Linked DNA regions of Homo sapiens: region 1 is linked to region 2. Evidence: chromatin loops called from intact Hi-C (ENCODE). Cell type or tissue: IMR-90. All regions are shown on one strand. Links, peaks and the distances in the headings refer to the core of each region. The heading gives the core; the rest is flanking DNA.

Region 1 (6,528 bases), core at 1,316-3,815, 450 kb before region 2:
TTTCCTCCCCACGTACACACACCCTTCCTTGGGGAAAAGGCAGTGACTAGGAAGGATTTGAAACTGAGTGGCAGAGAACTGAGTCCCTTCGCCCTTCTGGGATTCTGTTTCTCCTTGGCATAGCGTGGGAGATTTTTCTGGAATATTTTCCTGATTCTGAGACTCTCGAAGGCCTAACTTAAGTCCTGCCTCCCTCAGAAAAATCTCCCTTAATTGCCACAGCACAGAGTCTACTTACACAAATACCACATGCCCCTGTGATCACATGTTGCATATTCCAACTGGATTTAAGTCCTGGAAGATGGGGTTGTTGTGTTAGTGTTTTGATTTCTGTTTTCCCAAGCTCGCACTTTTCTTTTCTCCCCTCACCTCCCGTTCCCTCCCCTCTTTTCTTTCTGAGACAGGGTCTCAATCTGTCACCCAGGCTGGAGTGCAGTGGTGCAGTCATAGCTTACTGTAGCTTCAAACCCCTGGGCTCAAGAGATCCTCCCACCTCAGCCTCCTAAGTCTGAGACTGCAGGTGCACACCACCATACCCAGCTACTTTAAAAAAAAAAATGTGTAGAGATTGGGAGGTCTTGCTGTGTTACCCAGGCTGGTCTTGAGCTCCTGACCTTGTGATCCTCCTGCCTCAGCCTCCTACAGTGCTTGGATTACAGGTATGAGCCACTGTGCTCGGCCAAGTACTTTTCTTTTCTTTTTTTTTTTTTTTGAGACAGAGTCTTGCTCTGTCACCAGGCTAGACTGCAGTGGCGTGATCTCAGCTCACTCCAACCTCTACCTCCCAGGTTCAAGCAATTCTCCTGCCTCAGCATCCGGAGTAGCTGGGACTATAGGCACCCGCCACCACGCCCAGGAAATTTATTTATTTATTTTTTAAACGGAGTCTCTCTCTGTTGCCTAGGCTGGAGTGTAGTGGCGGAATCTCAACTCACTGCAAGCTCTGCCTCCCGGGTTCACACCATTCTCCTGCCTCAGCCTCCCGAGTAGCTGGGACTACAGGCACCTGCCACCACGCCTGGCTATTTTTTTTTGTATTTTTAGTACAGACGGGATTTCACCGTGTTAGCCAGGATGGTCTCGATCTCCTGACCTTGTGATCTGCCTGCCTTGGCCTCCCAAGGTGCTGGGATTACAGGTGTGAGCCACCACGCCTGGCCATGCCCGGTAATGTTTTTTGTATTTTTAGTTAGGGTTTCACCACATTGGCCAGGCTAGTCTCAAACTCTTGACCTCGTGATCTGCCCACCTCGGTCTCCCAAAGTGCTGGGATTACAGACATGAGCCACCGCGCCTGGCCAGGTACTTCCTTTTCTTTCGAGGCAGGGCGGGTCTCACTATGTTGCCCAAGCGGGTCTTGGATCCAGGACTCAAGGGATCCTCCCACCTCAGCCTCCTGAGTAGCTTTCATCCTTTATAAGCCTTTCAAAGTCTCCAAGTCATAGATGGAGCAGCTGAGACCCAGAAATAAGAAGGGCCTTGTCTAAGGCCACAGAGTGGGTACAGAGCCAGTCCCACATCCCAGGACCCCATCAACCCACCTGAGCTTAGGAACTCTCTGAGCATTTTCTTGGCACTAGGCTTTGTGCTTATTGCTTCCTCACACCAATTTTATAAAGTGGGTGTTGTCCCACTTTCGCGATAAGGACACGGGGACTCAGGAAGGTAAAATAACTTGCCCAAGTCACACAGCTAGCAAGGGACAGAATCATGACATGACTATCTGACTCCAAAATGCATGCTTTTTAAATACCTGGAGGCCTCTGCAGTTTGGCTGTTTTGGAGCCTCAGATTTGCTTGAGTGGCTCAGCGGACAGCCTCTCTTGAGTTGCTGTAGCAGTAGTGTTGTACCCCAAAGCAAGCAGTCGGTTACCAAGGCTGATCCCTGTGCCCAACTCCCTCTGTCCCAGCAGCTGGGGTCCAGGGGTTCACAGAGCAGGCACTCATGGTCCCTGCTCTAGAAATGATCTGCGTGGCATGCCGCCCCATCCCCAAAGCCCATTGTCTCCCCAGGAGACAATATGGAGAAAGGACCCAGCCTAGTGGGCTGCCTGTATCCATCTGTAACCATGGAAACCCCTTAGGGAGACAATTCCAAAATCCTCCTTGCCACCTCCCACCTTGCAGCTGTGGCTCCAGGAGCCCAGCCTCCAGCAGGAGAGGAATTACTGATAATTGCTGCTCCCCCAGCACTGCCACCACCAAATGGGACACAGCTGGGCCTCCCTCCACAGGGATCTCCCCCACCCTCCCAGTCCTAGAATTGGTGTTGGTAAAGGGGCCTTAGATGGGTTTTAAGGCCTAAGCTGTATTTCTTTTGCAAGAGTCAAAAGATCCTTGTAGTTCCGTACTGGTGAGATCTGTCCTTGATCCCACATTTGGGCACAGAGATAAAAGGGCCCAGCACAATTCTTAACCGTTGAATGGTCAACCAGTCACCTGGGAAGGGCTTAGGTCTTCAGTGCATGACTCCCCTCTGGCGGCCAGTTGCTGCAATTGTCAGAGAGGAACAAAAATGATGACCTCTTTTCCTGGGTATTTACTGTGATCCAGATACACACACATATTAGATCTAATCCTTACTACCTCTTGGTGAGGGGGGTGTCGTCCTACTTGCACATGCTAAAGCCAAGGTGTCCAGAGAATATCCAGAGGAAGGATGACAAAGTGGTTGAGAGGGTGTACCTGGACAGCCCTGGCTCAAAACCACCTCTACTGTCACCAGCCCTGTGGCCTTGGGTAAGTTACGTAAATGCTCAGAGTCTCAGTTTCTTCATCTATAAAATGGGGGTGATGATATTACACATCTCATGGGGATGATATGAGGATCATATGCGTGGAAGTTTATGAGCCTTCAGAAAGGTGACCCACACATAGTAAATAAAATTCAGGGCCCTGACACACAAGCTGTCCTTCAGGCATAATCATCGAACTACTCCTGGGCTCAGTTCCTTCATCTGTTCTGTGGGGCTAATGGTGGCTTCCTCATAGGGCTGTTGTGATAATTAAGCAGATCGGGCATGAATGTGCTTGCTTTGCAACTATTAGCTTTTTTTTTTTTTTTTTTAGACAGGGTTTCCCTCTGTCATCCAGGCTGGAATGCAGTGACACAATCACAGCTCATTGCAGCCATGACCTCCTGGGCTCAAGAGATCCTCCAGTCTCAGCCTCTTGAGGAGCTGTGACTACAGGCATATACCACTACGCCCAGCTAATTTTTAAATATTTTTGTAAAGACAGAGTCTCGCCAGGTAGCCTAGACTGGCCTTGAACTCCTGGACTCAAGCCATCCTCCCGCCTTGGCCTCTCAAAGTGCAGGGATTATAGGAGTGAGCCACTGTGCCCGACTTCTTAGCATCACTTTTGATCTGCTTGTTTGGGGAGGAATAATCACAGGGGTGGGGCAGTGTATAGGGCAGGGCGTGGGGGAGAGCAGTGGGCGGGGAGGTGGGTTAGAAAGTGAATTATAGGCTAGGTATGGTGGCTCACTCTTGTAATCCCAGCATTTTGGGAGGCTGAGGTGGGAGGATTGCTTGAATATAGGAGTTCAAGACCAGCCTGGGCAACATAGCAAGACTCTTATCTCTAAAAAAAGAGAAATAAAGGAAAGAGAGAGAATAGGGAGAGATGGAGGGGAGGGAGTGGGAGGAAAAAAGTGAGTTGTGCCTCTCTTCATGAGCCTGGAGGAGGTACGTGAGAATTCTGGCTCCTGTGACTACCTCTTTGGCCTCATAAGGCCCCCAACTCACCATTTCCCCCCAAGCAGAGTTACAGAGGGACTCTGACAGTGGCCAGAGACTTTCTTGGAAAGTCTCTTGGAAGGGGATTGTGAGTGATCTTGCACCTATTCCAAAAAACCTTTCATTGGCCAGGCCGCATGGCTCACGCCTGTAATCCCAGCACTTTGGAAGGCCGAGGCAGGCGGATCACCTGAGGTCAGGAGTTGGAGACCAGCCTGGCCAATGTGGTGAAACTGTCTCTACTAAAAATACAAATTAGCCAGGCGCAGTGGCTCATGCCTGTAATCCCAGCACTTTGGGAGGCCGAGGTGGGCAGATCACCTGAGATTGGGAGTTTGAGACCAGCCTGACCAACATGGAGAAACCCCATCTCTACTAAAAATACAAAATTAGCCAGGTGTGGTGGTGCGTGACTGTAATCCCAGCTACTCGGGAGGCTGCAGCAGGAGAATCACTTGAACCTGTGGGAGGCGGAGGTTGCAGTGAGCCAAGATTGGGCCACTGCATTCCAGTGGGCGACAGAGCAAGACTCCATCTCAAAACAAACAAACAAACCTTTTGTTGAGTTTAGTTCAATAAGCAATTCTTGTGCTTGTACTCTGCAGTGGGTACTATGCTGGATATTGGGGTGTGAAAATTAAAAAGACAAGGAGAAGCTTAAATCTGGGGGTGGGGTGGGGAGGAAGAACATTAAAACAACTGTAATTACAATTGCAAAACGATTATAGAGGGCCGGTGTGGTTGCTCACCCCTGTGATCCCAGCGCCTTGGGAGGCCAAGGCAGATCACTTGATTCCAGTTCAAGACCAGTCTGGGCAACATGGTGAAACCCCTTCTCTACAAAAACAAACAAACGGGCCGGGCGCGGTGTCTCACGCCTGTAATCCCAGCACTTTGGGAGGCTGAGGCGGGCAGATCACGAGTCAGGAGATCGAGACCATCCTGGCTAACACGGTGAAACCCCGTCTCTACTAAAAATACAAAAAATTAGCTGGGCATGGTGGCGGGCACCTGTAGTTCCAGCTACTCGGGAGGCTGAGGCAGGAGAATGGCGTGAACCTGGGAGGCGGAGCTTGCAGTGAGCTGAGATCGCGCCACTGAACTCAAGCCTGGGTGACAGAGCAAGACTCCGCCTCAAACAAACATACAAACAAAAACAATGATAGATTGAGATTCCTAACAAGAGGTGGGGTGCAGGGCTCAGGGTCAGCTTCCAAAAGATGGCTGGCATAATCTACCACCACCCCAACTGTGGCCAACACCAAAACCACCTCGATTTCAAAACTGAATGTCTTGCTTATTTCAAAAGAGATCTGGGCTGGGTGTGGTGGCTCACGCCTGTAATCTCAGCATGTTGGGAGGTTGAGGCAGGTGGATCACTTAAGGTCAGGAGTTCAAGACCAGCCTGGCCAACATGGTGAAACCCTGTTTCTACTAAAAAGAAAGAAAAAAAAAAAACCACAAAAATTAGCTGGGCGTGGCGGTGGATGCCTGTAGTCCCAGCTACTCGGGAGGCTGAAGCACGAGAATTGCTTGAACCCAGCAGGTGGAGGTTGCAGTGAGCCAAGATCACTCCACTGCATTCCAGCCTGGGGGACAGAGCGAGACCCTGTCTCAAAAAAAAAAAAAAAAAAAAGTTCTGGCCGGGCACGGTGGCTCACGCCTGTAATCCCAGCACTTCAGGAGGCCGAGGCGGGTGGATCATTTGAGGTCAGGAGTTCGAGACCAGCCTGGCTAACACGGTGAAACCCCGTCACTACTAAAAAATACAAAAAAAAAAAATTAGCCAGGCGTGGTGGCAGGCACCTGTAGTCCCAGCTACTCGGGAGGCTGAGGCAGGAGAATGGCGTGAACCCGGGAGGCAGAGCTTGCATCGAGCTGGGATTGCGCCACTGCACTCCAGCCTGGGCTGCAGAGTGAGACTCCATCTCAAAAAAAAAAAAGAGTTCTGAGTCATTTTTCAATGTTAGCAATTGAGCTGGCTTCATTTTTTTTTTTTTTTTTTTGAGACAGAGTCTCGCTCTGTCGCCCAGGCTGGAGTGCAGTGGCACGATCTCGGCTCACTGCAAGCTCCGCCTCCCGGGTTCACGCCATTCTCCTGCCTCAGCCTCCTGAGTAGTTGGGACTACATGCGCCCGCTACCACGCCCAGCTAATTTTTTGTAATTTTAGTAGAGACGGGGTTTCACCATGTTAGCCAGGATGGTCTCCATCTCCTGACCTCGTGATCCGCCCGCCTTGGCCTCCCAAAGTGCTAGGATTACAGGCATGTGAGCTGGATTCCTAATTTTGTCCCAGGTTTCTGTTCTCTTAGCCTGAGGAGTTAAAAATGCACCCTTTTAAAATTGAGTGCTGTTTAAGATCACGTGGGGGATATGGGGGTACACAGCATTCTCAATGATTTATTTATCTGGTTTAAGAAAGAAAAGAAGGAAGAAACTTCTATCTGAGAGCAGAACAGTTTTTTCTGGTGGAAGAGATGGAGAGAGACATGTGAAGCAGGGAGAACAGCATGGGCAATAGAGAGAGCTGAGAGGTCAGAGGGGAGTTAGGAAGAGTGTGTTGGATTAGAACGTAAGGGGGCCGGGTGCAGTGGCTCACACCTGTAATCCTAGCACTTTGAGAGGCCAAGGCAGGTGGATCATTTGAGGTCAGGAGTTCGAGACCAGCCTGGCCAACATGGTAAAAACTCGTCTCTACTAAGAATATAAAATTAGCTGGGCAGTAGTGGTGCGTGCCTGTAATCCCAGCTACTTGGGAGGCTGAGGCAGGAGAATCGCTTGAGCCTG
Region 2 (6,528 bases), core at 2,113-4,612:
AAATGACTATTGGGAACAGGAAGTGAATCATGGCAGCTGTGTTGGGAGAAGGGGCAGGGCAGGCCTGATTATGTTCTATTTCAGACCTTCCTGATCTGCCAGGACAGGAAGAAGAGCCACCCTCCAAAATGCTGGATGGGGCCACTTGGAACTGGGTTCAGGAACTTTGATAGAAAGAGCCCTGAATGAGAGACAGTTGGCACTGTATGTTGCTAGCGTGAATTAGAACTGAGCCAGGTACTAATGTAGGGGTGGCATGAAAAGTGAGACTGTCCTTCCCTTTGTAAAAACCTTCTTATGGTTTCCCAAGGTTTAATATAAACAGTTTCCTTCCCAGACCCCACCCTTAGGCACATTTAATCACTTCTTCTGAGCTTCCGGTTATATGTATGATGATACAATATGCTAAGGAAAAAAAAAAGCAGGATAGAAGACAGGATGCAAAAGGGTGGGTGCTATCTTATGTAAGATGGTCAGGGAAGGCTTCTTTATCATAGTTTTATGATTGGTTATATCTGTATGATTCCTTAAAGGCAAGGGTAAGATTTTCTACTTATCTTGGCAAAATGCTGGGTGCATCATAGGTGTTCTATAAATGTCTGCTAAATAAATGAATTTTGCCTGGATAAACATACTTAACACAGAGTAAGGGAGGCAGTAGAAAGAGAGGTGTCTACTTTGCTTTTGGATGATCCAGGAGGTAGCAAAGCATTTCTTATCCTGGCTACTTAGGGCCAAAAGGTCAGAGATAAGTGACCTCCTAACCCCATTTTCAGTCTAGTTCCTTGTTTACTCTGGGGAGAAGGGATGATCTTAGTGAATCACTATTTTTAGGAGGATTTTCCCTGATGAAACTTACTTTAGGTATGCATAGGACTTTTCAAAGTGCTTTTGCTAACTTTATTGCATAGTGTTGCTGTAAGGTAGTTGATATTCTTTTATTTTTTCAGAGGAACTAAAGCATAGAGAAAATCAGTGACTTGGCCAAACAGTATGGTATTCTTAAAAGAATATAAACTTTGGAATTGGACCTAGATTCACTCTGACTGTCCTTGCTAGCTGCGTACTTTGGGAAAATTTGAGAGTCCTTGCCCCATAAGGTTATTGTGAAAGCTGAATAGAATAATAGTAGTAGCTTACTGTTTGTTGTGACTTATGTGCAAGGTATTCTGCTAAGCATTTTACATGTCCAGGGATTACCATATTGTTTTTGTGTGGACATTGAGGGAAAACCTCCGTGGAGTAACGTAGGAACATGTAAAGTAAATGATCTGAGATTCCTGATACCTGCAGAAATCATGTATATAAGGTACTTAGTATTGCCTGTAGTATAGTACTGCCCTATTTGTGGTTGTACTTATTTGTTCCTTTATACTCTTTTGTCATTGTTAGTTTGTTTATAGAGTAGTGCTTAGAACTCCTCATTTTGTAAAAATGCTTAAGAGTTTATAAGGAGGTGATTTTGCATAATGGGAAGAATCCTGAACATAGAGTCAGGAGACTGAAGTCCTTGACTTTTGCTAAACTGCTGGAAAAAGCACAGTATTTACTTCTGAGTCCGTTTCCTTGTTTCTAAAATAAGGGGTTTGAATGAAGTAAGTGATTTTATTTTAAATAAAAGCTATGTAGAATTCTTTAATAAAGTCATATAGGAGAAGCCCAATATTGTAAGAAGCTAAAAATCAGTTGCTTTGGTTGAGTAAGTGAAAGGAGCCTGGAGTTCAGCCTGCTCAAAATATCTCCCCTGTTGTCTTTCCCCTAAATGACCCCAAGGGGATTTGCTGAGTCTAGTTTGAAAACCAGTTGACTAAATGATCTTTAGCTACCTTCTGGCTCTGAAATCTCATTCTGAGGAGTGGAGGAAGATCCAGAAATGTTTTCTACTACTTCTCCAACATTTGGTCCGATAACTAGAGCTGAACATCCTGTGAGTGTTGTGGTTTTTTGATGTCTATGTCCTGTTTGTGTGGCATAGACCTGCAAGAAAGGGCTTCCCAGCAGGTCAGGGGGAGAGAATTGTGGTTGAGACATTGTGCAAGTGGCACAGGGCTAGGGATGAGATCATTCAGAGCATTACCACAGGGCCTGAGATTCTGTGCTGTCTGTTCACTCTTGCCATCTGTTTTCTCCTTTGTAATCCATGATTAGGTCATGGACATTCTTATTATTTTCTGTTAATGGTCATTGCCAAAGGGCCGACAAGCTATTTGATAATTAGGAGGCTCACTCATCAGTCAAATTCATCGAATTTTCAGCATTCCCTGTGTGCTAGGCTCCCTGCTGGGTACTGAGAATATAGTGGTGACACAAGTTGGAGAGAAGAATTGAGTAAATAAAGCTGCAATAGAGTGTGATAGGTTCTGTGATGGGAAATATGTAGCAGACTGTGAAAGCAAAAAAGAGAGGCCCAGATCTGGCCTGGGGTTTGAAGAAGGCACTCCAGAATTTTCCAGAAGGATGTATTGTCTAAAGTGGGATCTGAAGAAATGAGAAGGAATCAAACTAGTGAGGGACCAGAGGGAAGAGGGAGGGCGAGGATGTAGATGAAGAGGCTGGCGGGGCCACATCATGAAGGGCTTTGGGTGCCATCATGGGGAATTTGGACTTTATCCTAATAGTAGCCAGGACCTTTAGAGAGTTTTAAGCAGTGGTGTGTAATACCTGCTTTCTCTGTATGTTTCCAGTAAGTATTTGCTACATATTTACTGGGTTTAGCTTTTTCATTGCCTGTACTAGTTGATTCATATCATCCAGAGTCTTGATAAAACATATAAAATTGGCACTAAAAGCCAAATAAATAAAACGGTGGTATAATTCCCAGACTCTCTGAATTCAGAATTATGATAATTTATAGATGGGGCTATACTAAGGTTTAACGTTTCCTTCTTTTGAAAAAGAGATTGTGAAAACTATAGTATAAGCTAGTACAAATAAGATGTGCTGAGAGAATGCTACAGTTTGAGGATAAGCTGGGTTTTCTTTAACAGCTTTATTGAGATATGCTTTATTTATCATGAAGTTTATCTCTTTAAAATACACAATTTAATGGTTTAAGCATATTTATGAGGATATGCTGTTTTAAAGCACTTTATAGATGAATCATATATCATTTGTCTTCCAATGACTACGATGGCAACACAGACCCTTTGTATCATACACTCATTTAAAATTGGTGTGTGGTCTAAACTTAATTAAGTCCTCCCAAACCAACCCTGTGTATACATTGACAAGATTTTAATTGTACCACTGGGCAGAAGGCCAAATGCAAGAGTTTTTAAAAGGGAAAAGCTTTCTTTTTAAAAACATAAACTATAGGAGGTTTTTTCCCTCTCCGTTTTTGAGAATGAGGAAGCAGGTAGGCTGGGGAAAGGAGAAGGGGGACCAAAAGAGGCAAAGATGAGAGGACAGAGAAAGATGTACCCAGAGAAGCAGAGTGATGGACAGGGAGCAGTATTCGGGGTGGGCAGAATCTGAATGGAAGCGGAAGGCTTGGTTTTTTCAACACCTTCAAGCGTTGGTGTTTTTGAGGAGCTGAGCTTGGGCTCCATCTGGTGGTTCTAGGCTTATAGTGCAGCCATTAGAAGAATCAGGCTTGGAGAGAATTGGCATTTGGCGTCTCCTCCAGGCCCAATTTCAGTTGTTTTTCTTTTGCCCTGAGCTTTCTCATAGGATCATTGTTGGAGTCATTTCTTCCCTCTCCAGTGGTGGCTGTTTTTCTCTTATGTCTCAGACTGTTTCTTCACTCTTGTCCTTGATTTTTAAATGTGATCTTATTGGACGACATCACCTAATACTCTATCGTTGCTGCCGTCTGTCGACGCCCTGAGTCACTGCCCCTAACTTCTCAACAACTTCAGATTCTGTCTTAACGTCACTCTTTCCAGCATTATTCCTGTTAATTTATGGCGCTTACATGCTGGTGACCCTTGCAACACCTTTACCTCTCAATTATTTCTCTCTTCTAATGATCTTGTTCTCTACTTCTCCCTACTCCCCCACAGGATTCCTATGATTATACCTTCGTTTTTGACATTATCAATAACTACAGTCCCTCCATGATTTCAATTCCTTGAAGTCCCTCTCTGATTTCTTTCTTCTATATTTCAGGCTTAGTTTCCTCTGGTACCTGGTACCCTTACTCCAACAAGCCTTCAAGTCCCCTTGGGACCTTCACTTCATTAGTTTCTATTATATTTTCACTATTCTTCACCTCCTTCTGTACTGAGTGAATTTAAAGTCCCTCACACACATCCTCTGCTCTCCTGTCCTTCTTTTGCTTTGTTCTGCAGTGCTTCGATCTGGTTCAGTCCAATTCTGGTTTCTCTATTCTTTTGTCTGTTCAGCCAGCTGAACAAGACTGGAGAAAAAGAACTTTGTGGATTGGTTTCACTTTAAATCATTACCAGGAATTTCAAGTGGGCCCTTATACATCTAATATACATCTCATACACATGTCCCAAATGAGACTCCTCATCTTCCTTCTCAGACTGCTCCATCTGCGGTCATCTCCATTTGAATTGATGGTAATGCTGTCCCTCTACAAATTCAGCCCAGCCACCTTAGAGTCTACCTTAATTCCTATCTATCTATCTGTCTATCTGCTTATTTATTTAGAGATAGGGTCTTGCTCTGTCACCCTGGCTGGAGTACAGTGGCACAGTCATAGCTCACTGGAACCTTAAACTCCTGGGCTCAAGCTGTCTTCTTGCCTCAGCCTACCAAGTAGCTGGGACTACAGGTGTATGCCACTGTACCTTCTAATTTTATTTTATTTTACCTTTTTTTATAGAGACGGGATCTTACTGTGTTGTGCCCAGGCTGGTGTTGAACTCCACCTCAGCTTCTCAAAGTGCTGGGATTATAGATATGAGTCATTGCACTCGGCTTCTTAATTCCTTTCTTTGCCTCATGCTTCACATGTAGTCTAAGAGCAGATCTTTTGGTCGTGCCTTCATACGGCCAGAATTCTGACCATTTCTCAACTGTCTTGGTCACGTGCTCTTGGAACGCATGTACTGCCACCATCCTGGTCTAGGCCATAACTATGTTTTGCCTGGATTACTGCAATAGCCTCCTATTTGGTCTTCCTGCTCCCAACCTTATCCCCTGTAGTCCATTCTACTTGCCACCTACTTAAAAGTTTCTGCTGAGAAGTGGTTCAGTTGTTATTATAGATTGTTTTTGTGTTTGGGATGTTTTTGCTTCCTCCAAAATTCGTGTTGAAACGTAACCCCCAGTGCAACAGCATTAAGAGGTAGGACCTTTAAGGAGATAGTATTAGGGATCAGCACCTTTAAAAAAGGGCCTGAGGGAGCAAGTTCAACCCTTTTTGTTCCATTCCTTCTTCCCTGTGAGGAAACAGCATTCTAGGTGTCATCTTGGAAGCAGAGACTGGGCCTTCAGCAGACACTAAACCTGCTGGTGCCTTGATCTTATATTCCCAGGCTCCAGAACTGTGAGGAAATAATTTCTGTTCTTTTTGGAGATGGTGTCTTGCTCTGTCGACCAGGCTGGAGTGCAGTGGCGCGATCTCAGCTCACTGCAGCCTCCGTCCCGTGGGTTCAGGCAATTATCGTGCCCCAGCCTCCCAAGTAGCTGGGATTATAGGTGTGCACCACCACACCTGGCTAATTTTTGTATTTTTAGTAGAGATGGGGTCTCATCATGTTGTTCAGGCTGGTCTTGAACTCCTGACCTCAAGTGATCCTCCTGCCTCAGCCTCCTAAAATGTTGGGATTACAGGCGTGAGCCACCGCACCTGGCCAGTTTCTGTTCTTATAAATTACTACCTCAGGTATTTTATTACAGCAGCACAAATGGACTGAGACAATGGTCTTTTTTTCTTTTTTCTTTTTAAAGATTTTCTGTTTGTGATACATTCTTCCGTATCCTTACGAGGATTTAGGATTCTTCCGATCCTAAATCCTAGGTGCAGATTTAGTTTTCTCCTGTTGGGACATTGCTTCCTGAATGTGAGGTCCATATCTTTAATCAACTCTTGAAAATTCTTACCTGCTAGCTCTTCAAATATTGCCTGTTCCCTATTCTGTATTCTATCCTTTTGGGCTGCCTGTTAAAACTTCCTTGTTTTGGACCTTTTTAATTATTTCCCCATCTGTTAACCTCTCTTTTACCTTTTCCATCTTTTTAACTCTGTGCTGCTCTTTGTAATTACGTATCTCTCTTGACCACTATTAATATCTTCCTTTGCCTCTAATATGCCATTTCTCTTCTCTGTTTCTAGCTGTTGTATTTAGTTAACTTTCAGATCTTCTGATCTTTGTTGATAGCACCTTGTTCCTTTCTCCTGTTTTTTTTTTTTTTCATTCCTTCTTTTATGACTTTAAACATTGGAATGTACTTATTGTATGGTCTCTAGCCAATAATCTTAGTAACTTTGGTTCTTTTTTACTTGACTTGCTCTGCCCAGTCAAGTAAAAGATGGATCTTTATGTGTTTTGTAATTTTTAGTTATAAGCTCAGGTTCAGCTGGACTTTAATCTGTGGGAATCCTGTGTGACCTCTGTA

Evidence for each region. A loop is a pair of places that touch in the nucleus more often than their neighbours do. Peaks named below come from ENCODE experiments on the same cell type or tissue, not always from the same donor. Only the 100,000 strongest peaks of a DNase experiment are listed, where the experiment ranks them.
Region 1: a loop joins it to region 2, with 8 times the contacts of the local background. A loop is called at or near these places in 10 of 110 quality-filtered maps.

Annotation. Positions count from the first base shown.
Region 1 is chr1:23,540,830-23,547,357 of GRCh38, reverse strand. The region is part of intron 1 of LOC124903876 (a long non-coding RNA gene); the gene reads right to left. Among named protein-coding and RNA genes, the nearest start is that of E2F2, 13 kb to the right of the region's middle. RefSeq lists an enhancer at 2,326-2,620. In IMR-90, for the core only: a CTCF peak has its summit at 2,473 (motif pointing left); a DNase peak (open chromatin) is centred at 2,457.
Region 2 is chr1:23,095,927-23,102,454 of GRCh38, reverse strand. The region is part of intron 2 of LUZP1 (leucine zipper protein 1); the gene reads left to right. Among named protein-coding and RNA genes, the nearest start is that of MIR3115, 55 kb to the right of the region's middle. In IMR-90, for the core only: a CTCF peak has its summit at 3,552 (motif pointing left); a DNase peak (open chromatin) is centred at 3,524; H3K27ac peaks cover 269 bases.